Regions from separate parts of the Homo sapiens genome. Here regions 1 and 2 are each linked to region 3. The links are chromatin loops, found by intact Hi-C in ENCODE. Cell type or tissue: dorsolateral prefrontal cortex. All regions are shown on one strand. Links, peaks and the distances in the headings refer to the core of each region. The heading gives the core; the rest is flanking DNA. Region 1 has its middle 110 kb from the start of FAM13C. Region 2 overlaps CCDC6 (coiled-coil domain containing 6). Region 3 has its middle 84 kb from the start of SLC16A9.

Evidence for each region. Hi-C counts contacts between places; a loop is a spot of excess contacts. Peaks named below come from ENCODE experiments on the same cell type or tissue, not always from the same donor. Only the 100,000 strongest peaks of a DNase experiment are listed, where the experiment ranks them.
Region 1: it touches region 3 in a loop (2.1-fold over the local background); 2 of 110 quality-filtered maps call a loop at or near these places.
Region 2: a loop joins it to region 3, with 8 times the contacts of the local background. A loop is called at or near these places in 84 of 110 quality-filtered maps.

Annotation. Positions count from the first base shown.
Region 1 is chr10:59,471,975-59,479,127 of GRCh38, reverse strand. No RefSeq gene overlaps it. Among named protein-coding and RNA genes, the nearest start is that of FAM13C, 110 kb to the right of the region's middle. In dorsolateral prefrontal cortex, for the core only: no CTCF peak of the experiment used is centred there; no DNase peak of the experiment used is centred there.
Region 2 is chr10:59,807,669-59,812,668 of GRCh38, reverse strand. CCDC6 (coiled-coil domain containing 6) reads left to right here. Exons shown (of 9, transcript NM_005436.5): 5 at 1-34. Among named protein-coding and RNA genes, the nearest start is that of MRLN, 57 kb to the right of the region's middle. In dorsolateral prefrontal cortex, for the core only: a CTCF peak has its summit at 3,109 (motif pointing right); DNase peaks (open chromatin) are centred at 3,128 and 4,848; H3K4me3 peaks cover 577 bases; H3K27ac peaks cover 982 bases.
Region 3 is chr10:59,623,190-59,628,189 of GRCh38, reverse strand. No RefSeq gene overlaps it. Among named protein-coding and RNA genes, the nearest start is that of SLC16A9, 84 kb to the left of the region's middle. RefSeq lists an enhancer at 1,693-1,912. In dorsolateral prefrontal cortex, for the core only: CTCF peaks have their summits at 1,785 and 1,984 (motif pointing left); a DNase peak (open chromatin) is centred at 2,009; H3K27ac peaks cover 465 bases.

The DNA.
Region 1 (7,153 bases), core at 1,250-6,249, 150 kb after region 3:
TCTGTCTTGTTTGGTTAGAGAGTCTCACATGTATCAGAATGAGTCAGATTCATCTTAGGTCTTAGAATCTCCAGCAGGGTTGCAGAGATGGCTAGCCATCCATCAGAGATGCATATTCTGCCTCTACAGTGTAGACTCGTGGCTGGAAGGTGCTGCCCCAGTGAGGGCTAAATTGTCCAGCTGCCCATGCCTGCCCCCCCACCAAGCCCTTGTATCTACCTGTGACCATGTGACTAGTTCTCACTAATGGAATGTGAGCAGATGTGATTTATCACTTCGAGGTTGATGTGATTATGAAGCAGATGTGCCTTACTCATCCTCTCCTTCACATCTGGACCCTGGAAGTGAAGGATTTTGAGGCCCTAAAGGAAGGTGGAGCCACAAGATCAAAAAAGCCTGGTTCGTAAATAGCTTCCAGCCCAGCACCTGCACTGAACTGTCTCATGAGTGAGAAATATGTTCCTATTATGTGAGGCCACTAGATTTTGGAGTTTATTTGCCGCAGCATACAGCATTACTTTAACAAATATAGCCATCCAAGTTTATTCCTGGAATAAAATAGTAGGTACCCAATCAATATTTTTGAATAAATGAATGATTGAACTTGCTTCCTTTTGGAAGCTTGTGTAATGAATCTACAGTAAAGGGAGCAAAAAATGGTTAGTGAGTAAAACCACAGAGGTTGCAGAGAAGAGGCTTTGTTGGAAAAGCGACACAGGAATTAAGCACAGAATAAATTACTTCTGAATATTATGATATGGTGTTTCTAGATGGTACCCAGATCAGAAGTGGTCATTTATCTGACAACACACATGGGACTCAAAACTTCTCTCATTCCACAGAGAAGAAAACATGCGTATTAGTTGCAGCAGTCATTCTACAGCACTGGAAGGGAGTTGCCTTTGTATAGCTCTGGAAAGCACACACACAGACATACTGCAAAACCAATGTAGGCAAAAATAGCCAGAGTTCTAGAGAAAGCACTTATGTCTACTGCAGAAGCTTAGAACTCTCTGCAGTTGATCACAATGGTAAGAGTGAGAAAATAGCCTTATACACATCAGGGTAGCGTGGACTACAAACCCCTTCATGAGATGACCACTTTTTCTCCCCCACCACATTGCAAGTTTCCCAAAGAGATTGTGCTCCCACAGGCATCAGGGCCTTTGCCCACATTGTTTCTTGTGCCACAGCAACTAGAAGGTAAAGAGCCTTCAGTCCCATCTATGAGGGCTCTGGGATTTTTCATTCAGCCTTGCAGACTCAGTTGAAATGTCACCTCCTCTGTGAAGTCTTTTCTGGTCTTCTTTGGTCTCTTTCTCTTCTGTGTTTCCATAACAAAATTTCATCATATAATTAGAGGTCTGATCATACTGTTGTAGTGTTCTATTTATAGGGAATTTCCCTATAAGACCGAGCTCCTTGAAGTTATTTGCTGAATTTGATTTATCATTGTAGCTGAGGCATGGCGCAGTGTCAGATTCATAGATGTTACGTCCTGTTTCCAAATCAACTGGTGGATAAGTAATTAAGAGTTTTGACTGCAATTTTGAGAGTATATCTGAGAATATCTGTTGACCTTAATACACAATAGAACTTGTTTCCTTAATCTAAATGTTAAACAATTTGGAAAGTTTTAGTAAAGACTTCAGTTTTTGTTTTGTTCTGTTTTTCTGTTTCTTTAATAAAGTAATAGTTTTTCTTCAAATTGGAACATGTTTTCCCCTCATAATTACAAATTAAGGAGTATCTGGAAAAATAACGTAAGCACATTCATTTTTCCTATTGTTCTCAATATGTTAACATTTGCTTTCTTTAATAAAATAGAATTATTTTTAGAACACTTTAGATTTATGGAAAAATTGCGAAGATAGAAGTACAGTGAGTTCCCTTACACTCCCTTACCCAGTTTTGCCTGCTATTGCCATCTTGCATTATAATTGTATATTTGTTAGAGTTAATGGACCAATATTGATATATTATTATTAACTAGAGACCATAGTTTATTCAGATTTCCTTAGTTTTATCTAACATGCCTTCTGTGTTCTAGAATCCCATTCACGTTTACATGTCATTGTCATGTCTTCTTTAGGTTGTGACTGTTATTCAGACTTTCCTTATTTTTCATGACTTTGATAGTTCTGAGGAGTTCTGGCCAAGCATTTTATTTATTTATTTATTTATTTATTTTTGAGATGGAGTCTTGCTTTGTTGCCCAGGCTGGAGTGCAGTGGCGCGATCTCGGCTCACTACACCTCCGCCTCCGGGGTTCAAGCGATTCTCTAGCCTCAGCCCCCTAAATAGCTGGAATTACAGGCACCTGCCATCATGCCCGGCTAATTTTTGTATTTTCGTAGAGGCTGCTCTTGTTGCTTCAGACCATGTTGGCCAGGCTGGTCTTGAACTCCTGACCTCAGGTGATCCACCCACTTTGGCCTCCCAAAGTGCTGGGATTACAGGTGTGAGACACCATGCCTGGCTGGGCCAAGCATTTTATAGGGCAAATTTCTATTGTAATTTGTCTAATATTTGCTTCATGAATAGATAGGCATTATGGGTTTTTGGGCGGAAGGTGACAGAGATAAAGTGCCATTTCATCACGTCATATCAAGAGTTCCTACTATCAAGATGACTTATCACTGCTGATGTAGACCTTAGTCACCTGGCTGAAGTAGTGTTTGTCAGGTTTCTCCACTATAAAGTTATAGTTTTCCTCCTTTCTACACTATACTCTTTGGAAGGAAGTCATTATGCACAGCCCACACTTAAGGAGTAGAGGGTTATGCTTTCCTTTTTTGAAGGTAGAGTATCTACATAAATGATCTGGAATTTTTCTGCCTAGGAGGCATCTATTCTTCCCCACCTATGTTTGTTTGTATGTTTATTTATTTATTATTATACTTTAAGTTCTGGGTTACATGGGCAGAACGTGCAGTTTTGTTGCATAGGTATGCACGTGCCCTGGTGGTTTGCTGTGCTGCACCCATCAACCCGTCCCCTATGTTAGGTATTTCTCCTAATGTTATCACTCCCCTAGGTCCCCCACCCCCGACAGGCCCTGGTGTGTGATGTTCCCCTCCCTGTGTCCATGTGTTTTCATTGTTCAACTCCCACTTATGAGTGAGAACATGTGATGTTTGGTTTTCTGATCTTGTGACAGTTTGCTGAGAATGATGGTTTCCAGCTTCATCCATGTCCCTGCAAAGGACATGAACTCATCCTTTTTTATAGCTGCATCGTATTCCATGGTATATATGTGCCACATTTTCTTTATCCAGTCTATCATTGATGGACATTTGGGTTGGTTCAAAGTCTTTGCTATTGTGAATAGTGCAACAATAAACATCCCAGTGATGATGAGCATTTTTTCATATGTCTGTTGGCTGCATAAATGTCTTCTTTTGAATAGTGTCTGTTCATATCCTTTTCCCATTTTTTGATGGGGTTGTTTTTCTCTTGTAAATTTGTTTAAGTTCTTTGTAGATTCTGGATATTAGCCCTTTGTCAGATGGATAGATTACAAAAATTTTCTCCCATTCTGTAGGTTGCCGGTTCACTCCGATGATAGTTTCTTTTGCTGTGCAGAAGCTCTTTAGTTTAATTAGATCCCATTGGTCAATTTTGGTTTTTGTTGCCCTTGCTTTTGGTGTTTTGAACATGAAGTCTTTGCCCGTATGTATGTCCTGAATGGTATTGCCCAGATTTTCTTCTAGGATTTTTATGGTCCTAGGTCTTACATTTAAGTCTTCGATCCATCTTGAGTTGATTTTTTTTAAAAGGTGTAAGGAAGGGGTCCAGTTTCAGTTTTCTGCATATGACTAACCAGTTTTCCCAACACTATTTATTAAATAGGGAATTTTTTCCCCATTGCTTGTGTGTGTCAGGTTTGTCAAGATCGGATGGTTGTAGATGTGTGGTGTTATTTCTGAGGCCTCTGTTCTGTTCCATTGGTCTATATATCTGTTTTGGTACCAGTAGCATGCTGTTTTGGTTACTGTAGACTTGTAGTATAGTTTGAAGTCAGTAGCGTGATCCCTCCAGCTTTGTTCTTCTTGCCCAGGGTTGTCTTGGATTGTGGGCTCTTTTTTGGTTCCACATGAAGTTTAAAGTAGTTTTTTCCAATTCTGTGAAGAAAGTCAAGCTAGCTTCATGGGGATAGCATTGAATCTATAAATTGATTTGAGCAGTATGGCCATTTTCACGATATTGATTCTTCCTATTCATAAGCATGGGATTTTTTTCCATTTGTTTGTGTCCTCTCTTATTTCCTTGATCTCTTATTTCCTTGTAGTTCTCCTTGAAGAGGTCCTTCACATCGCTTGTAAGTTGGATTCCTAGGTATTTTATCCTCTTAGTAGCAATTGTGAATGGGAGATCACTCATCATTTGGCTCTCTGTTTGTCTGTTCTTGGTGTATAGGAATGCTTGTGATTTTTGCACATTGATTTTGTATCCTGAGATTTGCTGAAGTTGTTTATCAGCTTATGGAAATTTTGGGCTGAGACGATGGAGTTTTCTAAATATACAATCATGTCATCTGCAGACAGAGACAATTTGACTTTCTCTCTTCCTATTTGAATACCCTTTATTTCTTTCTCTTGCCTGATTGCCCTAGCCAGAACTTCCTATATTATGTTGAATAAGTGTGGTGAGAGAGGGCATCCTTGTTTTGTGCCAGTTTTCAAAGGGAATGCTTCCAGTTTTTGACTATTCAGTATGATATTGACTGTGGGTTTGTCATAAATAGCTCTTATTATTTTGAGTTTTGTTCTATTGATACCTAGTTTATTGAGAGTTTTTAGCATGAAGGGGTGTTGAACTTTATCGAAGGCCTTTTCTGCATCTATTGAGATAATCATGTGTTTTTTGTCTTTGGTTCTGTTTATGTGATGGATTACGTTTACTGATTTGAATATGTTGAACCAGCCTTGCATCTCAGGGATGAAGCCAACTTGATCGTGATGGATAAGCTTTTTGATGTGCTGCTGGATTCGGTTTGCCAGTATTTTATTGACGATTTTCCCATCGATGTTCGTTAGGGATATTGGCCTGAAATTTTCTTTCTTTCTTTTTTTTTTGTTTCTTTTTTTTGTGTGTCTCTGCCAGGTTTTGGTATTAGGATGATGCTGGCCTCATAAAATGTTAGGGAGGATTCCCTGTTTTTCTATTGTTTGGAATAGTTTCAGAAGGAATGGTACTAGCTCCTCTTTTTACCTCTGGTAGATTTCCACTGTGAATTGTCTGGCCCGGGACTTTTTTTGGTTGGTAGGCTATTAATTACTGCCTCAATTTCAGAACTTGTTATTGATCTATTCAGGGATTTGACTTCTTCCTGGCTTAGACTTGGGAGGTTGTATGTGTCCAGGAATTTATCCATTTCTTCTAGATTTTCTAGTTTATTTGCATAGAGGTGTTTATAGTATTCTCTGATGGTAGTTTGTATTTCTGTGCGATCAGTGGTGATATCCTGTGTATCATTTTTTATTGCATCTATTTGATTCTTCTTTCTTCTTTATTAGTCTTGCTAGCAGTCTATTTTGTTGATCTTTTTCAAAAAAACAGCTCCTGGATTCATTGATTTTTTTGAAGGGTTTTTGTGTCTTTATGTCCTTCAGTTCTGCTCTGATATTAATTATTTCATGTTTCTGCTAGGTTTTTAATTTGTTTGCTCTTGCTTCCCTAGTTCTTTTAATTTTGATGTTAGGATGTAGATTTTAGATCTTTCCTGCTTTCTCTTGTGGGTATTTAGTGCTATAAATTTCCCTCTAAACTCTGCTTTAGCTGTGTTCCAGAGATTCTGGTACGTTGTGTCTTCATTCTCATTGGTTTCAAAGAACATCTTTATTTCAGCCTTCATTTCGTTATTTACCCAGTAGTCATTCAGGAGCAGGTTGTTCAGTTTCCATGTATTTGGGTGGTTTTGAGTGAGTTTCTTCATCCTGAGTTCTAATTTGATTGCACTGTGGTCTGAGAGTCTGTTATGATTTCTGTTCTTTTGCATTTGCTGAGGAGGGTTTTATTTCCAATTATGTGGTCAATTTTAGAATAAGTGCAATGGGGTGCTGAGAAGAATGTATATTCTGTTGATAGGGGTGGAGAGTTCTGTAGATGTCTATTAGGTCTGCTTGATCCAGAGCTGAGTTCAAGTCCTGAATATCCTTGTTAATTTTCTGTCTTGTTGATCCATCTAATATTGACAGTGAGGAGTTAAAGTCTCCTACTATTATTGTGTGGGAGTCTAAGTCTCTTTGTAGGTCTCTAAGAACTTGTTTTATGAATCTGGATGCTCCTGTATTGGTTGCATATATATTTAGGATAGTTAGTTCTTCTTGCTGCATTGTTCCCTTTACCATTATGTAATGGCCTTCTTTGTCTCTTTTGATGTTTGTTGGTTTCAAGTCTGTTTTATCAGAGAGCAGGATTGCAACTCCTGCTTTTTTTTTCTTTGCTTTCGATTTGCTTGGTAGATCTTCCTCCATCCCTTCATTATGAGCCTGTGTGTTTCTTTGCACATGAGATGGGTCTCCTGAATACAGCACACTGATTGGTCTTGACTCTTTATCCAATTTGCCAGTCTGTGTCTTTTAATTGGGGCATTTAGCCCATTTACATTTAAGGTTAGTATTGTTATGTGTGAATTTTATCCTGTCATTATGATGATTATGATGTTAGCTGTTGTTTTGCCCATTAGTTAATGCAGTTTCTTCATAGTGTCAATGTTCTTTAAAATTTGGTATGTTTTTGCAGTGGTTGGTACCGGTTGTTCCTTTCCATGTTTAGTGCTTCTTTCAGGAGCTCTTGTAAGGCAAGTGTAGTGGTGACAAAATCCCTTAGCATTTACTTGTCTGTAAATGATTTTATTTCTCCTTTGCTTATGAAGCTTAGTTTGGATGGATATAAAATTCTGGGTTGAAAATTCTTCTCTTTAAGAATGTTGAATATTGGCCCCCACTCTCTTCTGGCTTGTAGGGTTTCTGCTGAGAGATCCACTGTTCGTGTGATGGGCTTCCCTTTGTGGGTAACCCGACCTCCCGACCTTTCTCTCTGGCTGCCCTGAACATTTTTTCCTTCATTTCAACCTTGGTGAATCTGACAATTACGTGTCTTGGAGTTGCTCTCTTGAGGAGTATCTTTGTGGTGTTCTCTGTATTTC
Region 2 (5,000 bases), core at 1-5,000, 180 kb before region 3:
CTGAAGAAGCAACTGAGAGCTGCTCAGTTACAGCGTACGTAGCCTCTGGTTTCACTAGTTTCATGCCTGTAGAATTAATAACTTTACCAAATATAGGGTATTACCAACATTTAATTACTGTTGAATTTGCAGTAATTAAATTCATATATTACTGATGCATGTTTACTTAAGTTCATCATCCTGGAATGGAATTTTTTTTTTTTTTGAGTGTTATAGTAGGGGAGAACAAAACCATTTAGAATACTTCCAGAAAATAATTAAAGTAATTTCAGGAACATCCAGGATCACAAGTAACATTTTTAATCTTCTCTGCCATGTTTATCTCTAGGATTGTGCTAACAAAAATATTGCAGCAGACCTCAAAGCACTTTCAAAATATTAAGGCAGAGAGTAGTGTTTACCTTCCTTACTACTACATTCAACCTTAGCTGACATTTGTTCATGCTATTTGAAGAGTAAATGCTTTTGAAATTTATACTTAATATTTTGGAAGAGGCCAAGATGTTGAGTTGAAAAATCAAAGGACTAGATTTCTGAATATTTGATTATGTCCCTGTGTAGTTTCTTGGGTCTCTCCTATTTGTGGTTTTTTTTTTTTTTTTTTTTGGCTATTCAAATTTATTTTTTTGAACAGATAATTCAGTGAAAGGTATGCAGTGAAAAAATGGGTCTTTCTCTCATTCCTATTCTCTAGCTACCCTGTTCCCACAATTATACATTTGTACTATATTCTTCCAGATATATTTGTATATAAACTTATTTATACACATACAGTTGACCCTTGAACAACACGGGTTTGAACTGTGCTAGTTTACTTATATTGTGGATTTTTTTTTCAATAAATACAGTTGTCCCTTCGTATCTGGAGGTTCTGCATCCACAACCAAAGATGGATGGAAAATACAGTATTCATGGGATGTCAAACCTGTACATGTGGAAGGCTGACTTTTCCTATCTGTGGGTTCCTCAGGGCTGACTACAGGACCTGAGTATGCACACATATTGGTATACTTGGGATTCACAGGTTCTGAGGGACAGCTGTAGTAACACAATGAGCACACTCATTTACACCTTTCTCTTTTCGCTTACTATGCATTGTAGTTTTCTCCCCTGCTGATACATACAAAGCTGCCTTCATCCCTTATTTAAAGGCTGCATAGTATTTGATTGTATGAATATGCCATAATTCAACTAGTCCCATACCAGTGGACCCTTTTTGGTTGCTATGCTACAACCGCAATGAACATCTCTATACACGTGTTTGATACCTGTGCAGGAACACCTTCAGGATAGATTCCAGGAAGTGGATTTGTTGGGCCACATGGAATGTGCATTTTAAAAAGTTCAGTGGTTCCTACCTTTGTTTTCGTCTCTGAAGTTCCTTACAAATTCTTGTGCCGTGGAGCATCTGGGATGGTGTATCAGTATCATCCTTGGAGCCTTTGAGAAATATGGTGTAGTACTTTCCTATTTCTGCTATTACAAATTACCACAAACCTAGAGGCTCAAAACAATACAAACTTAACCATCTTACAGTTCTAAGATGGGACTCACTAGGCTAAAATCAGGGTGTCATCAGGGCAGCCATCCTTCTGGAGGTTGTTGGGGAGCCTCTGTTTCCTCGCCTTTTCCAGCTCTAGAGGCTGCCTGGATTCCCTGGCTTGTGGCCCCTTCCTTGCAGTCGTACCACCCCACCTCTGCCTCTGTTGTTACATCTTCTTTTCACTCTGATTCCCCTGCCTCCCTTTATTAGGATCCTTGTGATTATGTTGGGCCCACTGTGATAATCTAGGATAATCTACCCATCTCAAGCCCCTTAACTTAATCACTTCTGCAAAGGCCCTTCTGTCAAGTGAGGTTAGTAGCATTTATAGGTTTTGGGGATTAGCATGTGGACATCTTTAGGGAATCACTATTCTAGCACCATACAGGTTTCTGGGCTTACTCCATGGAGTAAAAAAGGAGCATATTAAAAAAATATATATATAAGTAATCCTGATGTGGACCTCAGGTTGTTAATTACTATGTGTGTTTGGTGGAAATCAAATGAGATATATCAAATAGTTCTCAAATATTAGTTATTTTAAGATTTTTGAGTTTTTACCATGTGAGTACACAAACATCTTTCAGCACCTTCCTGAACTTTTTCCCGTGCTGTCAGTTTGCATTTTTCCTCCTCCTTTATACTGCTCCATCGTGCCCCTAGCAAAAATTTCAGAAGGAATTTGGGGAGAATGTATGCTTACTACTATCTCCATACTGCACTGTTTAGTCTGAAGAGACTGCAGATACTAACAGAGGCATTTGTAAGTGCTATTTCTGATTTTGTGAGGACAGAGAAAGCTGAACTAAAGAAGCAGCAGTGGCACTTAGCTGCTTGCAGTGATTGGATTGGGCCTAAAGGATGTGTTAGTGACTTTTCATCATCCATTCCTTGCATTCTCCTTAGGTTAGATGACCTGGGCCTCTTTTGGATGCAGCTATGGCAGGTGGCTCCTCACCCTCCAAGCTTGACTGCATCTGAACTTGAACCTCTCTCTCAACAGTTCTCAGCAATGTTTGAACGTTGGCATCGCCTGGCCAGCTTTTAATAGACCAGTGGCTAGGACTCATCCTTGGAATTCTGACTGAATTGGCTTGGGGTATAGTCTGGGCACTGGTATTTTCTAACTGTGAACTTGGAAGGGAATGCAAGCCATGCAGATCTTTGGATCATTTGGGAGCCACCTCTTTGGAATCTGTGTGGAAGTCATCCGCAGTTCACACCATCTTTGACTAAAATACAGTAAGTCCTTACTTCACATCATCCTTGGGTTCTTGGAAACTGAGACTTTAAGTGAAACAACTTTCTGTATAACCAAACCAATTTTACCGTAGGCTAACTGATACAAACAAGAGTTAAGTTCCTATGGCATACATATGTTGTTTCACTTAAAGTCACAGTTTCCAAGGATCTGTGGATGATGTTAAGTGAGGGCCTACTATATTGGGAGATGGCTGTAGACCTGGGGAAATATAAGCTGTGGCCCCTAAGTACTAGGGAGTTCTGTGTGCAAGAGGAAGGAGGAGGACTCATAGGAACAAATCTGGTCAGGTGAGGCTGTGTGCCAGCAGGGGGCAGCCAAGGAATGCTCTGGTGACAGCCTTCTGTGTGTGAGTCAGTGACACCCAGAGGTGTTGGACCTGGTGCCTTCTCTGTGCCTCTGTCTTCTAGGTCAATTGCTGAACTGCCAGGAAGTCTTCCCAGCCGATCACTGCAGGGGACATTCTTATCTATAGATATATTGTTTAAGGATCCCCCTGCTGAGTTCCCCGATGCTAAAGGATTGCCATTTTTTCTTTGAAAGACAATGTTCTCTGAAGTTATTGTTCTTGGAGCCTCACTAATGTTAATTCTGCAAAGGATTTCATGGTAGTCTCCAGCACCCTTCCTGTAAAAGGCATTATAAGAGTCCTATTATGGAAAAGAAAGTCAGCTTGCTCTGACAGTCACCCTTCTAGTTCTAGAAACAGCAAATACTCCAAGGGGTCAATCTTTTGTTTCCTGTAGAGCCAAGTGAAAAATTCTGCATGCTTGCATATTTGGGATCAAATAATTTAAATCGTTTATATTAAAAGTGTACTTTGTAAATATTTTCCCAGCATGCCTTCAATTAAAGAGATTTTTGTGTCTGGATTAGACAGCGGGGTTTCTGGCTATGTTGAAACAGCCAAGGGATTTAGTGTTTAGTGCACGTAATAGTGTTTAATAATTTTGGTATTTTTATTTGAATTTCTAAAATAAGGATATTCAAGAGCTTTTGTATATCTGTAATGATGCTGTCTTGGAAATCATTGAATACTTATCAGAAGTCTTTATTGGCTAAAATGCCAGACCTTTGTAGAGTTGCTTAAAACTGAAACTAATTTGATGGGCATTGAGAGTTGAAATAGGGTCAGTCTGTGGGAGAAAAATGCTCATTGTGGCATTCAGCTCCCTCCTTCTTCCCTAAATTTGGACCGAACTGACAATATGGAACAGCAGCCTACAGGAAACTCTCTTAGACGTGCTCATGGCCACTGAATTTGTAGCTGCTTTTCAGAAAAGAGAAGTATATGGAGATTTTACTTTTCCCAAGTTCATTGACAAAGACAAGGAAAAGAAATGAAGCAAGAAGATGGGTAGACACCACATTTTGTATTAGATAATTCTGGTTACTTGGTAGCAGATTCTGTGTGAGATAAACCAGAAAGGAATGGGGGCGGTGGGGAGGTTGTCAAAAGAGGAAGGAAGACGTGTTTTTCTTTTTTTGGAAGGTTGTGGAGTATGCCACAGAATCCTGTGAAGAATAACCTTGGAAGGACAAGAGTTTTGATGGCTCCGGGGAACTTAGCTGAAGCAGACCCTGGATCCCCATAAAGATGTCAGTTCCCCATTTCAGATTCCTGGGAGAGGTAGTCTAAGTGGCTCAGCCTGGGTCCAACAGCTAGTGCCAGGGCTAGTCAGCTCTGTCCTGGGAGATGGGTGCTGTAGCAGAGACCTGGATTTGTGGGGGAGCTCCTGAGGAAGGGGTATTTGTCATAAGCAAGATGCCATCCCTAGAGGTGCCAGCTATATACAGGACTTCACCTGCCCTCTGCCGCTACGTGTGTGTGAGTCAGGGTAACAGACAGCCACACACACACCACAAATTAGACTTGGAAATATTAATCTGAAGTTTTCTAGTTTACTATGTCAATGTCTATTCTCGTGAAAAGAATGTTAACTGTTATCACATGTTCTAGTACAGTGGTTCTTGGTGTGCCGCCACCACTGTGCACAGCGGGAATGCCAACAAGTGTCACAGGCTCCCCTAGATGGCTTGCTGTGTCTGGAGTTGAGAGGCAGCCAAACTGGTGTCTAGAGCAGAGCCCATGGGCAGAATCTGGGCCTCCCTCCTTTCCCAGCTCTGGCAATGTAGAGAAGAGCTCTTGTAGTGGCTACTTGTAGACTCCAATTCCACCATTTCCTCTTCTACTTA
Region 3 (5,000 bases), core at 1-5,000:
GTAGCTGGGACTACAGGTGTGTGCCATCACACCCAGCTAATTTTTGTATTTTTAGTAGACATGGAGTTTCATTATGTTGGCCAGGGTGGTCTTGTTCTCTTGACCTCATGATTCGCCCGCCTCAGCCTCCCAGTGTTAGGATTACAGGCGTGAGCAACCGCACCCTGTCAGATTCTATCTTTCTTCACTGTGTAAACCCTTCATAGATTTCCTGCTCTCTGTTCTTCCCAAATAGCCTAACCCCAAGGGAAAAATTGATCTCAGTATCTTTTTGGAGAAGTCAGTCTCCTTGTTGAATGTGAGAGGCAACATGGTCTGTAGAGCCCCAGGATCAAAGGATGCTGTGTGGCCTCTTGACCCTGCATTGGTGTCTTTCTATTACTCATCTTCAACCAACAAATACACAAAGTACATATGCACAGTACACACATGTATAAGTGCTTAACAGGACTGGAAGCAGGGGGAATAAGGCTGGTCAAGGTTTGTCCTGCCACCCATGAGCTCATATGCTTCCTGAGGAGACCAATATACAATTAGGATACAAGTTGAGAAATGTCATGGCAGAGATAAGTGCAAACTTCATAGGTGTGAGTGATATTTGAAATAGTTGACAACTGGCCAGGTGCGGTGGCTCATGCCTGTAATCCCACAGCACAGGGAGGCTGACGTGGGAGGATTGCTAGAGCCCAGGAGTTTGAGATCAGCCTGGGCAACATGGTGAAACCTCGTCTCTACAAAAATTACAAAAATTAGCTGGGCGTGGTGGCTCATGCCTGTAGTCCCAGATACTCAGGAGGCTGAGGTGGGAGGATTGCTTGAGCCTGGGGGGTGGAAATAGCACCACTGCACTCGCTCCAGCCTGGGTGACAGAGTGAGTTAGACCCTGTCTCAAAAAAAGCAACAACAACAAATACCAAATATTTAACAATTGTTAGAGTCACTGCAAAGGCTGTTTCTTACCCACAGCCAGGGCAGTGTGACTAAGACATGCCAGATGGGAATAGGGCATTCTCTTTTGGGTCCAGGCCCATCCTGGGAGTGGTGGGATGGATGTGAGGGAATGAGGGGCCTCCGTCAAGCTGGCTGGGTGGCAGGCGCTGCACGGCTCTGAGGGATTGAGCAGCCGAGGCAGTGGGACATAGTAAGGGGCTGAGGCCCAGGGCAGTGTAAGCATCCCATTGGTGTGGAAGTATTTCCATATTTTACCAATGATATGCTCTTTGAGAAGCAATATCCCATGGAAATATAATGAGAGCAATATCTATGTAATGAAACATACTTAGGAGACAAAGAATAAAAGTAAAAAGAAACAAGGGAAATTAAATTTGGCATTTGTCTTACTCAGTAGGTCCAAAATGTTATCTCAACATGTAACTAATATCCAACTGATTAATGAGCGATTTCACTCTTTTTGTTGTTGCTGAAATCCAGTGTGTATTTTCAGTTTAGAGCCTGCCACCTGTGGTTACCGTATTGCACAACACAGGTCTAGTAGGAAGGATTGTGAGAAAAGCAGCCCTCTGTGCTCCCTGGATTTTGGGGGAGGTGACCTTCCAGTTGCCTGGAATTTTCTGCAGGATCTGTCTGTGGTTTTCTTCTTTGATTAGCCCACCTGTAAACCCACGCAGCCCTTAACAGGTGCAGAATTTACAATGAGACACAGTAGCTCTTTCAGCACTGAGCTCCATTACACTAATTATCTGGCCTATGGCTTAGTGCTGCCTTCATTACCAAACCAAAGGCTTAATTGCTCTTTTAAGCTCCTTTGAATTTTTAGACTCAATTTACCTGCAGCCTCCTGAAACTCAGGCACCCGAATTTACTAAGGATAAGTGGGGATTTGCTGTGTGCTGAGGCCTTGTTAGGCCCTCCTAGACTTGCATTTTCTTTTTTATTCAGCGAAGTGAGATAATGGTCTTTTCTTTCCTTTTGCCTTCCTCACAGTTGGTGACACCTGCAGGCTGAAGCAGCATTTTCTGTACTTTGGCACCACCTTGTGGTTCAGCTGAAAAAAGTCTAGAAATGGGCCGCATCCATCTTGGGCTCATTGAGCATCATGAACAGTCTTGAAGGGCCATCTGGCTTTTGTTATCTCCTTCAGCCTGAGAAGAAATGAGATTTGTTACTGGATAGGGAATGTCTCCTATAGGCTAAACCGCCTGCTGAGAAATCCAACGAGGTAATGGCTCCAATTTGAACTAAGCAGAGAGTCATGCAGAAACATCAATCCAGGCTGCCGCTGTTCTCTATTATTTAGATTGAATTGTGTCTACTTTCCACAGATGACTCGGCTCAGCCAGAGAACTTGGCATCTCTGTGTGCTGTTACTGTAAAATGGGGAGTGATTGTTTTCAGCTGCTCCAAGTTAGGAATTAGCTCCTGGCCATTGATAATACCTCCTGGAAACCGTGCTCACTTCATTGGATCCACAACCCCATCTGCAGCTGAATTTTATCAACAGACATGTTGCTTTGGCCAGCATTGGTTGAATATAGTGTTAGAAAACGGACAGATTGTACAGAGGTTTTGCCAAGATCCGTGTCCCAGTAATTTTTACTGTGAGTAACTTTATGCACTTCCCTGTTATTCTACACCTGTACTCCTTAATTCCCTTATCATTTGTTCCTGCGCCAAAGGTGTGTGAGTTTGCAATTTGCTTACTGGTATGGAGAGGCTGTTTGATTTGCTTGTGGTCACTGGCAGATTCTTTTTTTTTTTTTAATTTTTATTTTAGGTATGGGGTACCTGCGAAAGTTTGTTACGTAGATAAACACGTGTGTCACGGTGGTTTGTTGTACATATTAATACATCACCCTGGTACTAAGCTCAGTACCCAATAGTTCCCTTTTCTGCTCCTCTCCCTCCCTCCCCACTCAATAACACCCCAGTGTCTGTTGTTTCCTTCTTTGTGTTCATGAGTTCTTCTTATTTACCTCCCACCCATATGTGAGAACACACGGTATTTGGTTTTCTATTCCTGCTTGCTAAGGATGATAGCCTCCAGCTCTATCCTGTTCCCACAAAAGACATGATCTCATTTTTCATGGCTGCATAATATTCCACAGTGTATATGAACCACGTTTTCTTGTCTGTCACTGATGAACATTTAGGTTGATTCCATGTCTTTGTTATTGTGAATAGTGCTGCGGCGAACATTCGCGTGCATGTGTCTTTATGGCAGAATGCTTTATATTCCTCTGGGTATATACCCGGTAATGGGATTGCTGGGTCGAGTGGCAGTTCTGCTTTTAGCTCTTTGAGGAATCACCATACTGCTTTCCACAGTGGTTGAACTAATTTACACTCCCACCAACAGTTGACTAACTTACCACCGTTAACAATTGACTACTTTATCTTGCAATTTCCTACTTAAAATATGTCATCAGATTTTTGCCAAGAGGTGCTTGTACTCAGAGTGATGAATAAAATCAATATCTTGAGTCCCTGAGTCTCCAAGTGTCAGAAACTTAAGAGACCTGTGTAAGACCTGTGTAACTATTGTTAAACCAGTTAAAATCCAAGGTTTACCCTTCTTTCACTGTGTAACTTGGGCAGAATGTCTATTGGTGAGATTTCTGTGGCTGTTTCCTCTTCTCATTAAATGAATTAATAATATATAACAGCCTTATAACAGGGCCTGGGAGCTACTAACTCTTCATTGATGATGACAGTCAGTGCTGGAAAGAGGGTAAGGCAGGTGGGGATGAAAATTGACTCTGAAAGTGAGCGCCTCACATGCCTGACTCTATCCCTGGCCCTGATGATGACGGTGATGGTGATGATGATAATAGCTAACACTTCTATGGCATTATTTGGAGTGTTAATATCAGAGGCATTTGAACCTGAGTGACTCCGTTTGGAATAAGGGTTGGGTAAAATGAGGCTGGGACCTGCTGGGCTGCATTCTCAGGAAGTTAGGCATTCTTAGTCACAGGATGAGCTAGGTGGTCAGCAGGATGGGTATCACAAGATACAGGTCACAAAGACCTTACTGATAAAATAGGATGCAGTAAAGAAGCCAGGCAAACCCCACTTTTGGGTAATGAAAGTGACTTCTGTTCATCCTCACTGCTCATTATATGCTAACTTTAATACATTAGCATGCTAAAAGCCACTCCCACCAGCACCATGACAGTTTACAAATGCCATGGCAACATCCGGAAGCTACCCAATAGGGCGTAAAACGGGGAGGAACCCACAGTTCCAGGAAGTACCTGCTTTTTTTTCTGGAAAACTCATGAATAATCCACCCCTTGTTTAGCATGTGATCACGAAATAACCATAAAAGCAGCCAACCAACATCCCTTGGGGCTGCTCTGGCTATGGAGAAGCCATTCTTTTATTCCTTTACTTTCTTAATAAACTTGCTTTCACTTTATGGACTCAACCCAAATTCTTTCTTGCATGAGATCCAAGAACCCTCTCTTGGGGTCTGGATCGGGCTCCTTTTCTGGTAACATTAATGTTTTCGCTGCGTTCAGTATAGGCCAAACAAACATTCTGAGGAACAGCTGGATAGCCATGATCCAATCATCCTTCTCTCTCCTCCCGTTTTGAGATTTCACGATGCAGTCTTCATTTCTGGGATAAGGCATTGTGCTCTGGGCCCATGAGAAGACTTCGGAAGAATAACACACGAAGCTCTCATCCCATCGTTGTGGACATTTCCCCAAGGTTTAGCTGAGGGGATGTTTGAATAGTGACTACTGGGGAGAAAATGGTCAGTGTGCAAGAGACTTGCCTGGGTAGATAGCAAAGAACGATTTGTGAATTGGGTTGTCCCTGAACAAGAACAAGTTCAGAAAGTCTCCATGCTGCTGCATGGTCGAGATGATTTACAGACAGAAAGAGGAAACGTATGTACAGAAAATGGAAATGAGGTACAGAAACAGCCAGATTGATTACAGCTTGGCGTTTGCCTTATTTGAACACAGTTTGAACAGCTGGCCTGTGAGTGGCTGAAACTTGGTGATTGGTATTAGAGTAGGTTTCAATCTGTT